2 separate regions of the Homo sapiens genome follow, and region 1 is linked to region 2. A link is an interaction called in ENCODE POLR2A ChIA-PET data of the cell type or tissue named here. Cell type or tissue: Panc1. All regions are shown on one strand. Links, peaks and the distances in the headings refer to the core of each region. The heading gives the core; the rest is flanking DNA.

What was found. Peaks named below come from ENCODE experiments on the same cell type or tissue, not always from the same donor. Only the 100,000 strongest peaks of a DNase experiment are listed, where the experiment ranks them.
Region 1: POLR2A ChIA-PET joins it to region 2 with 10 read pairs; 7 of 35 experiments call an interaction of 5 or more read pairs at or near these places.

Annotation. Positions count from the first base shown.
Region 1 is chr16:31,220,018-31,225,345 of GRCh38, forward strand. TRIM72 (tripartite motif containing 72) reads left to right here. Exons shown (of 7, transcript NM_001008274.4): 5 at 879-901; 6 at 2,810-2,928; 7 at 4,164-5,328. The coding sequence ends at 4,738. Among named protein-coding and RNA genes, the nearest start is that of PYDC1, 5.5 kb to the left of the region's middle. In Panc1, for the core only: no CTCF peak of the experiment used is centred there; no DNase peak of the experiment used is centred there.
Region 2 is chr16:31,148,855-31,154,217 of GRCh38, forward strand. PRSS36 (serine protease 36) reads right to left here and starts at 1,212. Exons shown (of 15, transcript NM_173502.5): 1 at 1,145-1,212; 2 at 842-877; 3 at 609-644; 4 at 219-381. The coding sequence starts at 1,181. RefSeq lists enhancers at 1-383, 384-919, 920-1,456. In Panc1, for the core only: no CTCF peak of the experiment used is centred there; no DNase peak of the experiment used is centred there.

The DNA.
Region 1 (5,328 bases), core at 329-5,328, 71 kb after region 2:
CTCCCAAAGTGCTGGGATTACAGGCGTGAGCCACCGCGCCTGGTCTTTTTTTTAAAGGCAGGGTCTCACTCTGTCACCCAGGCTGGAGTGCAGTGGCATGATCATAGCTCACTGCAGCCTTGTAGGCTCAAGCAATCCTCCAATCTCAGCCTCCCATAGCTGGGACTACAGGCGCTTACCTGGCTAGTTTTTGTATTTTTAGTAGAGATGGGGGTCTCATTATGTTGCCCAGACTGGTCTCAAATGCCTGGGCTCAAACAATCTGCCTGCCTTGGCCTCCCAAAGTGCTGGGATTACAGGCATGAGTCACCGCACCCGGCCTATTAGGACAGTTTTCTAACAGGTGGAATCAGAGTTTCTTGGAGGCAAAGATACCTTTTTGTAATCCACATAAAAGTGAAGGGGTAGGGGTGGCCTTGAGTTCTAGGTCTCTTTTGCGTTTTTTTTTTTTTTTTTTTTTTTTTTTTTTGAGACAGGGCTTTGCTCTGTTGCCCAGGCTGGAGTGCAGTGGCATGACTTCGGCTCACTGAAACCTCCTTCTCCCGGGTTCAAGTGATTTTCGTGGCTCAGCCTCCCAAGTAGCTGGGATTACAGGTGCCTGCCACCATGCCCAGCTATTTTTTTTGTATTTTTAGTAGAGATGGGGTTTCACCATGTTGGCCAGGCTGGTCTCGAACTCCTGGCCTCAAGCAATCCACACACCTTGGCCTCCCAAAGTGTTGAGATTACAGGCATGAGCCACCTCGTCTGGCCTCTTTTAGCTTTTCTGATTCTTTCTGACGTTGCACTCAGCATTCCTAGTTGTCTACCCCATCCTCAAAAGTTTCCAGTGTCCCCACCATCGGCTTCACCACCATTCTCTTTTTCTCTCTCTCCAGAAATACTGCCTGGTGACCAGCAGGTGAGAGCAACCTGGCCCTGTCCCTTTGCCCGACTTGTCCCAGTCTTCTAGGGACACCAGCCGGCTCACTCTCCACTCACTATTGTGCCTGCACACCCGCAATTCAGTCTGCTGCCCCACCCCTGCCTGAACACAAGGTTGTAGACAGAAATGATCTGGAAGGATCCTTTCACTCAGGGACCTCCTAGATTGGTGCCGTGAGACACATGTGGGTGGGGACACAGGCGTCACTGTGTGCTCAGTGTGGCCGTTGAGGGAAAGAGGTGGCCAGGGATGGAGTGAATGTTTGAGTTGGGGCCTGGAGGGATGAACAGGAGCTGGCTAGGCAAAGCGTTGGGAGAAGAAGGGCATTGTGAGGAGAAAGGCATTGCGGGGAGAAGGGCATTGCTGAGAGAAGAAGGGTATTGCTGGGAGAAGAACATTGCTGGGAAAAGAAGGGCATTGCTGGGAGAAGGGCATTATGGGGAGAAGGGCATTGCGGGGAGAAGGGCACTGCTGGGAGAAGGGCATTGCTGGGAGAAGGGCATTTCTGGGAGAAGAAGGACATTGCTGGGAGAAGAAGGGCATTGCTGGGAGAAGGGCATTATGGGGAGAAGGGCATTGCAGGGAGAAGGGCATTGTGGGGAGAAGGGCATTGTGGGGAGAAGGGCACTGCGGGGAGAAGGGCATTGCTGGGGAGAAGGGCATTGGGAGAAGGGCATTGCTGGGAGAAGGGCATTGCTGGGAGAAGAAGGGCATTGCTAGGAGAAGGGCATTGCTGGGAGAAGAAGGGCATTGTGGGGAGAAGGGCATTGCGGGGAGAAAGGCATTGCTGGGAGAAGAAGCGCACTGTGGGGAGAAGGGCATTGCTGGGAGAAGGGCATTGCTGGGAGAAGGGCATTGCGGGGAGAAGGGTATTGCTGGGAGAAGAAGGGCATTGCAGAGAGAAGGGCATTGTGGGGAGAAGGGCATTGCAGGGAAAAGGGCGTTGCTGGGAGAAGGGTGTTGCTGGCAGAAGGGTGTTGCTGGGAGAAGGGCATTGCTGGGAGAAGGGTGTTGCTGGGAGAATGGCATTGCTGGGAGAGGGGACAGCCAGCGAGAGGGCTGGCGAGTGGGAGGGAAGAGGAAGCTGCGGTAGTAGGTGTGTGCACACTGGCGAAGCTGAGAGGCTTGGACCTTATCCCAACAGAAGGATTAAAAGAAAATGTAGTTGGGCCGGGTGCAGTGGCTCACGCCTGTCATCCAAGCACTTTGGGAGGCTGAGGCGGGCAGATCACCTGAGGTCAGCAGTTCGAGACTAGCCTGGCCAACATGGCAAAACCTCACCTCTACTAAAAACACAAAAATTAGCCAGGCATGGTGGTAGGCGCCTATAATCCCAGCTACTTGGTTGGCTGAGGCAGGAGAATTGCTTGAACTGGGGAGGCAGAGGCTGCAGTGAGCCAAGATCATGCCACTACACCCCAGCCTGGGTGATAGAGCCAGACTCAATCTCAAAAAAAAAAAAAAAAGACCAAAACCAAATAAACAGTGGTAAAATAATACATGTAACATAAAATTGACAATTTTCAGCTTCTTCTTCTTCTTTTTTTTTTTTTTTTAGACAGGATCTTGCTATGTTGCCCAGACTGGACTCAAATTTCTGAGCTCCAGTGAGCCTCCTGAGTCAGCCTCCCTGAGCAGCTGGGACTACACTCTACCTCGCTCATTTTAAGCATTTTTAAGTGTGCATTTAAATTCAGTGGTGCTAAGTACATTCACATTGTACAACCATCACCAGTGTTTATCTCCAGAATTTTCTCATCTTCCCAAACCAAAACTCCAAAGGAAGAGTTTTAAGCAGGGGTGCGATGTGGGGAGATCCTGGAATCCCCCCAGCCCTTGTCCTCCCCCCTCACACATGCCTCCCCTTCCCCTCCCCACCCCCAGGCTGCAGAAGATCCTGGCAGAGTCTCCCCCACCCGCCCGTCTGGACATCCAGCTGCCAATTATCTCAGATGACTTCAAATTCCAGGTGTGGAGGAAGATGTTCCGGGCTCTGATGCCAGGTACCGGGAGGGACTGGCTCAGGTTTGTGTGTGACCAGGCAGTTGATGGGAGGCCCTAGCCACCCTGGAGAGGCCTCCCAGTCCCAACTGGGGAGGCCACTGAAGGAGGTACCCATTGCCCCTTTGCCTCTGGACTGCCGCTGCAGTCCTCTAACCTGTGTTGGGAGGAGGGCCTTTGAGAGCATGGGGTTTGCAGTGGGTGACTGACATGAAAATGCTGCTGCTGTTGGTGGCACGGGACGCTGGGGCCTAGGTCTGAGCCACTGACTTGCTGTGTGATCCTTGGTCAGTCTCTGCCCCTCTCTGGACGGTGGAGATGATAAATCCTGCCAATTGGGGACTGAGGCTCTGCAGAGCTCCTGGAACCCTGGGGACTGGCCTGGGTCAGAGAGTGACTCTGGCGGCCTGTGGCTGGGGAGGCCCAAGGGCTCAGTTCCTCCCCCCAAGAGCTGGATGATGCAGGTTACAGAGCTCTGGGACATACACATTGCTGGGGCAGCCCTTCCTGCCTCAGCGCAGGTGGGAATGCAGACAGCCTCATTTTATTCAAGATAAAACTAAGGCTCAGAGACTGGGTCTAGGCTGATGTGAAGATCAGGCTCCTTGACCTTGGGCCTTGGGCCTTGTCTGGGCCTCAGATGGTGAGTCCCATGCCTTGTATCAATTTAGTCCTGTTGGCCAGGCTCGGTGGCTCACGCTTGTAATCCCAGAACTTTGGGAGGCCGAGGTGGGAGGATCACTTGAGCCCAGGAGTTGGAGACCAGCCTGGGCAACATAGTGAGAACACCTGTCTCTACAAAAACTTAAAAAAATTAGCCAGGTGTGGTGGCACGTGGCTGTAGTCCCAGCTACTTGGGAGATGGGAGATGGGAGGATTGCTTGAGCCTGGGAGTTGGAAGTTGCAGTGAGCCTAGGTTGCACCTGCGCTCCAGCCTGGGCGACAGAGTGAGACCCCGCCTCAAAAAAACAAAAAACAAAAACAAAAAACAACAACAATAACAACAACAAAAACAAAAAGAAAATGCAGGCCTGCCTGCAACCCTGGAGGGAAGCAATCATGGCCTCATCTCACAGCTGGGCAAACTGAAGTTGAGCCAGGTGTGATCTTGTGGCCCAAGCCCAGTGAGCAGAGATGCCAAGAGGATTAGGGGAGAGAAAGCTGGCCTGCAATTGGTTGGGAGAAGACCCCAGCGAGGCAGAAACCTAGGGTTTTCTGACCGTGTTCTCTCTGGCAGCGCTGGAGGAGCTGACCTTTGACCCGAGCTCTGCGCACCCGAGCCTGGTGGTGTCTTCCTCTGGCCGCCGCGTGGAGTGCTCGGAGCAGAAGGCGCCGCCGGCCGGGGAGGACCCGCGCCAGTTCGACAAGGCGGTGGCGGTGGTGGCGCACCAGCAGCTCTCCGAGGGCGAGCACTACTGGGAGGTGGATGTTGGCGACAAGCCGCGCTGGGCGCTGGGCGTGATCGCGGCCGAGGCCCCCCGCCGCGGGCGCCTGCACGCGGTGCCCTCGCAGGGCCTGTGGCTGCTGGGGCTGCGCGAGGGCAAGATCCTGGAGGCACACGTGGAGGCCAAGGAGCCGCGCGCTCTGCGCAGCCCCGAGAGGCGGCCCACGCGCATTGGCCTTTACCTGAGCTTCGGCGACGGCGTCCTCTCCTTCTACGATGCCAGCGACGCCGACGCGCTCGTGCCGCTTTTTGCCTTCCACGAGCGCCTGCCCAGGCCCGTGTACCCCTTCTTCGACGTGTGCTGGCACGACAAGGGCAAGAATGCCCAGCCGCTGCTGCTCGTGGGTCCCGAAGGCGCCGAGGCCTGAGCCGCCGGACGGGTAGTGGAGGGGCGCGGGGGCCTGGGTTGAAGCTTAGGTCTCCTTGGTCGGGTCTGACGGGAGAAGGGTGGGGAGCGGGTTGCCAGGGCCCAGGGGGCTGGGAACTGGGGGATCTCCCAGAATACTGACAAGCGTGGGGTAGGACTGGCTTGGTGGCTCATGCCTGTAATCCCAGCACTTTGGGAGACGGAGGCGGGTGGATCACCTGAGGTCAGGAGTTCAAGACCAGCCTGGCCAACATGGTGAAACTCCTCTCTACTGAAAATACAAAAATGAGCTGGGCGCGGTGGCATACGCCTGTAATCCCAGCTAGTTGGGAGGCTGAGGCAGGATAATTGCTTGAACCCAGGAGGTGGAGGTTGCAGTGAGCAGACATTGCGGCACTGCACTCTAGCCTGGGTGACAAGAGTGAGACTCTGTCTCAAAAAAAAAAAAAAGTGTGGGGGTTGGCATGGCCTGGGGACTGCTGGTGAGGGGTTGGAGTGACGCTGGGGACAAGACCCAGTGGGGTAGGGAGATCTGGAGTCAGGTCAGTGGGGAAATCAGAATTTGGGAACCAGGAGGCCTGAGAATTCCAG
Region 2 (5,363 bases), core at 127-5,126:
AGATGGGATTCAGACCCGGATATTGAGTGGAGTGGTGGGACCAGTCCGGCAGCCTTGCCCCACTCGGAACCATGATGCCTCGAATAGCACCTCGCTTTGGGGACAGCTTGGCTCCAAATTATCCTTGAGGACGGAAGTGGGGCGGGAGGAGGGGACCAACTGCGGGGGCGGGGGCCAGCTTTTGGCGGAGAGGGGCCAGGACCAGGGCGAATACTCACGTCATGAAACAGTGAGCAGCGGAGAGGACCCAGGAGGGGGCGATGAGGGAGCCCCCGCAGATGTGGCCACCTCCATGGTGCAGGCTCACTTGCCAAGGCCAGGTGCCCGGCTGCGCGTTTGAGCCCCCCACGATGCGGGCCGAGGGCTCAGGGCGCCCGCAGTCTGCAACGGGGAGCCGTGGAAGCCAAAGCTCCCCTCGGGTTCCCCACTCCAGAAGCCCAGGTAACTCAGGACGAAGGCCCGTCCTCCACCCACTTCAGTTTGCCCCTCTGAACAAAGAACATAGAGGACCCAGGCTTGTCTACATTTCTGGTCTTTTCCACCTCCCTCATGGCCTGACCAGCCTTAGCCTCCTTTAAGGTCTGAGGGTGCCAAGGCCTCTTCCTTACCCAGATCTTCAGGTTCTTCCTGGGTAGGACTGAGAGCTGGGAGCCAGAGGGGAAAGAGAGGAGGACACTTGTGACTTCCAGGCCTGCACCGCCCAGCCCCACTTCCTGCTCTCCAACCCCCGACCCTATCTTCCCACTTCCCTGTCCGTTCAGCAACCCCTGCCAGCACCCATGCCAGTCCTCTGGTCTTTTCTGCCTCTGCACGTGACTTTCCCCCAGTCCGGCTACCTTACCTGAGTCCTGGAAGGCTCCTGGGATGGGACTGATGACTGGAAAGACAGAGGTAGGCAGGAAGAGGCTGGCGACTCGCACTCAGTATGTGCCCTCCCTGACTCCCTCCCCCAGCCTCCTAGCCTCCGTCTCCCCAGGGCACCCAGGCCTCCCTCTCCCTCCTCTGATACATCCTCGCCTTCTGCTGCCTCACTTCCTTCTCTCTGACTTCCTGCTCCCCACACAGAAACCAGGAATCCTGCTCTCCAGCCCCCCAGATGCCAGGACCCAGGCCCTTTGCAGCCACTCTTGTCCCCTGAGGTTACCAAGCATCACAAGGGGGAGGAGCAGGTGCCGGGCCATGGCGCTAGAGTCAGCGGAGGCAGAGCCAAGTGAAGGTCTGCTCCCTGCAGGGCTCTGTCACTGCCCAGGCAGCCCGTGACTCCTGATGGTCCCAGGGGCAGCCCCACCCTCCCTGGCTGGAGCCCATCTCTGGGAATCTGAGAGGATCTGGGGCTGGAAGGGGGAAGCTGGGGAGCCTGAAGGCCCCACCCAGAGCCCTGCGCACATCTCATGTCTCTGGAGGCCCAGGGTGGGGGTGGAGGACAGGTGTCCTAGCTCCTGGACACCTGTTGGGTGGGAGAGGGAGGGATGAAAAACACTGCAGGCAAAGGTCAAAGAGGAGGACAGTGTTCTGTGTCCTTGGTGAGCAGTGGCCCTTAGGACAGGGGAAGTGGCCCCTCACGGGCATGACTCATCGGAGACCTCACCTCTGTTTGGGGTGCGGCTGCCCCAGTGGCTTGGCCTTTTCTTCTCACACAGCTCTGGTTACTGGAGCTGCTGGCCAGGTCTGGGACAGGAGCCCTAGGGAATTCAATCCCATCCCAACAAAAGGATCACAGATTCCAGCAGGTTGGGCAGGGCATAGGGACCCTGGGAGGGGGCTGGGCAGGCTGGCGAGGCTGAAAAAGCCTCCACCCTGCTCTGTGTTCCAGTGACAATGCTCTTAGCTGCCCTGTCACTTACTCTGTGTGACTTTGGGAAAGTAACCCAACCTCTTGGTGTGTATCAGTAAGAGCCAGTTTAAGGGACATATGACTTGGCCGAGCACGGTGGCTCACTCCTGTGATCCTAACACTCTGGGAGACTGAGGTGGGAGGATTGCTTGAGGCTAGGAGTTCAAGACCAGCCTGGTCAACATAGCAAGACCCCATCTCTACAAAAAATTAAAAAATACAAAAATTATGAACTGCAGGGCGTGGTGGTGCACGTCTGTATCCCAGCTACTCGGGAGATGAGGTGGGAGGATTGCTTGAGCCTGGGAGGTCGAGGTTGCAGTGAGCTATGATTGTGCCACTGCACTCCAGCCTGGGTGACAAAGCGAGACCCTGTCTCAACAACAACAACAAAAAGAAAAAAAAAAAGAAGAATAAGAAGAAGAAAGAAACATATGGCTCTTCAAAGAGGAGTTGAAGAGAGTTTAAGGAAGAAACTATTTATAGAAGTGTAGGCAGGGTCAAAGGAAACCAAAGAGGCTGGGTGGCTCACGGCTGTAATCCCAGCACTTTGGTAGGCCGAGGCGGGCAGATCACCTGAGGTCAGGAGTTCAAGACCAGCCTGGCTAACTTGGAGAAGCCCCATCTATACTAAAAATACAAAAATTAGCCGAGTGTGGTGGAACTCACCTGTAATCCCACCTATTAGGGAGGCTGAGGCAGATAAAAATGCTTGAACCCAGGACGTGGAGGTTGCAGTGAGCCAAGATAGCGCCGTTGCACTCTAGCCTGGGTGACAAGAGCGAACTCCGTCTCACAAAAAAAAAAAAAAAAAGGAAACCAAAGAGGGATGGTAACGCATCCTGGGGCCAGCAATAATAGAGAGCCCTTGCTACCTGCTGGCCTGAAGAGGCAGAGAGGGGGCAGTTACTGGAACCCAGCAAGAGCTGCAGCTATGGAAGAGATAGCTGTTAGGAGCCGTGGCCTTCAATAGAGAAATGCAGCCTTTACCAGCAGAGAGGGAGTGGGGAAAGAAAAATCCCCATCTCACTCTCATCTCATCCTCTCTATTTTTAATTAAACCAATTAAAAAATTTTAGAGACACGGTCTCACTCTGTCACCCAGGCTGGAGTGCAGTGCTGTGATTATAGCTCACTGTAACCTCGAATTCCTGGGCTTAAGCGATCCTCTGGCCTCAGCCTCCTGAGAAGCTGGGACTACAGGCACGCACCACCATACCCAGCTAATGTTTTTTATTTTTGTAGAGATGGGGTCTTATTATGTTGCCCAGGCTGGTCTCAAACTCCTGTCTCAAGCGATCTTGCTGCCTCAGTCTTCCAAAAGTGCTGGGATCCTCCCATCCTCTGATCACCCCCTGGCTCTTTTCATTGAAACCTCCCAGAGGCCAGAGTTCAAGGGAGACCATTATATGGTCCATAAAGGTCACTCTTAGGGAACAAATCAGGGTGGACAGCAGAAATGCAGGGTCAACCCAGGAATATTTACACATGTGTATCTATCTTCTTACTGATAATATCAATTAATAATAATATTGGTCTATGAGTCTAGTTGCCCTAGAAAACAGGCCTAGGCAAAGCCTGCATGCTTGTGCTTAATTGGGAGGTGCAATCCCAGGGTGGCAAGATTGAGGGAAAATGAGAAGTGAGCAGGAAGAGGGAAAATGCAAATTCAGCCACCCAGCAACGGACTGGGCTCAATTGATAAACCTGCTAGCCTTAGCCTGTCCACAGGAAACGATGGAGGTAAATTGAGTCTTAACTTCAGATTTCTTAACAATGAGAGCCTCCTCAGGCATTTGTTTAACTTGCTGCTTGGGTAGCTATTTGCCCTTCAAAGGATAAATAACCAATCATTTAACCAAAACTCAGAAAAATGAGGTAATGGGCAAAGGTAGGAAAGAAGAGAGTGCAAGTGTCATTGACGCAAAACATGCACGCCCTGGAGACCCTCACCGATACATTGCTTGCTCCAATTTAGTGGTTAATAAACATTTTGGAGCTGGGCGCGGTGGCTCATGCTGGTAATCCCAGCACTTTGGGAGGCCGAGGCAGGTGGATCATGAGGTCAGGAGTTCAAGACCAGCAGCCTGGCCAACATGGTAAAACCCTATCTCTACTCAAAATTAAAAAATTAGCTGGGCATGGTGGCATGTGCCTGTAATCCCAGCTACTCAGGAGGCTGAGACAGGAGAATGGCTTGAACCCAGGAGGCGGAGGTTGTGCTCAGCTGAAATCGCACCACTGCACTCCAGGCTGGGTGATAGAGTGAGACTCTGTCTCGAAATAAATAAATAAATAAATAAAATTTTGGGGCCAGGTGCAGTGGCTCAAGCCTGTACTAGTGCTTTGGGAGGCCAAGATGGGAGGATTGCTGGAGGCCAGGAGTTCTAGACCAACCTGGGCAGCATAACGCGATCCTGTGTGTGGTGGTGTGCACCTGTAGTCCCAGCTGCCCAGGGGTTTCTCCATGTTGGTCAGGCTGGTCTCAAACTCCTGACCTCAGGTGATCCACCTGCCTCGGCCTCCCAAAGTGCTGGGATTACAGGCATGAGCCACCGTGCCCAGCCAAGACAATGATTCTTAACCCTTTCCCCAACCCAGCAGACATGAGGAGTAGGACTTGCTCTGCTAAATAGCACAGACGTTGGCCAGGCGCGGTGGCTCACGCCTGTAATCCTAGCAGTTTGGGAGGCCGAGGCAGGTGTATCACCTCAGGTGAGGAGTTCGAGACCAGCCTGGCCAACATGGTGAAATCCCGTCTCTACTAAAAATACAAAAAATTAGCCGGGTGTGGTGGTGGATGCCTGTAATCCCAGCCACTTGGGAGGCTGAGGCAGGAGAATCGCTTGAACCCGGGAGGCAGAGGTTGCAGTGAGCTGAGATTGCACCATTACACTCCAGCCTGGGCAACAAGAGCAAAACTCCATCTCAAAAATAAATAGATAAATAAATAAATAAGTATAAAAAAATAAATAGCACAGAGGCTCGCCAAAGCAATGGATCTTATGGGAGGAAGGAGAACATTTTCTTGTAGGGAGACAGATTGGAATTTCTGGAGGAGCAAGTGCAGTTTGCAAAAGCTGCCCAGGTGATTCTTATGGTTTCACCACTCTAAGATGCCCTTGATTGCAACTAGCAGCCAAGGTAAGGAGGGAAGCTCAAGCAGGAGTCTCTCTCTTCCAGGTTCAAGGACAGAAAATAAATTTCTCCTTGGAGGAGCCAGGTGTGCCGGTGCATGCCTGTAGTCCCTGCTACTCTGGAGGCTGAGGTGGGGGGATCCCTTGGGCCCAGGAGTTCGAGTCCATTCTGGTTGGGAGATCATGTCTCTTTACTTGGGTATAATAAAATCTTTCTTAACAACATCATGTGAAAAACAGCAAATAGTTTCATGAGGTTTTTTTTTTTTTTTTTTTTTTTTTTTTGAGATGATGTTTCGCTCTTTTTGCCCAGGTTGGAGTGCAATGGCATGATCACGGCTCACTGCAACCTCCACCTCCCAGGTTTAAGTGATTCTCCTGCCTCAGCCTCC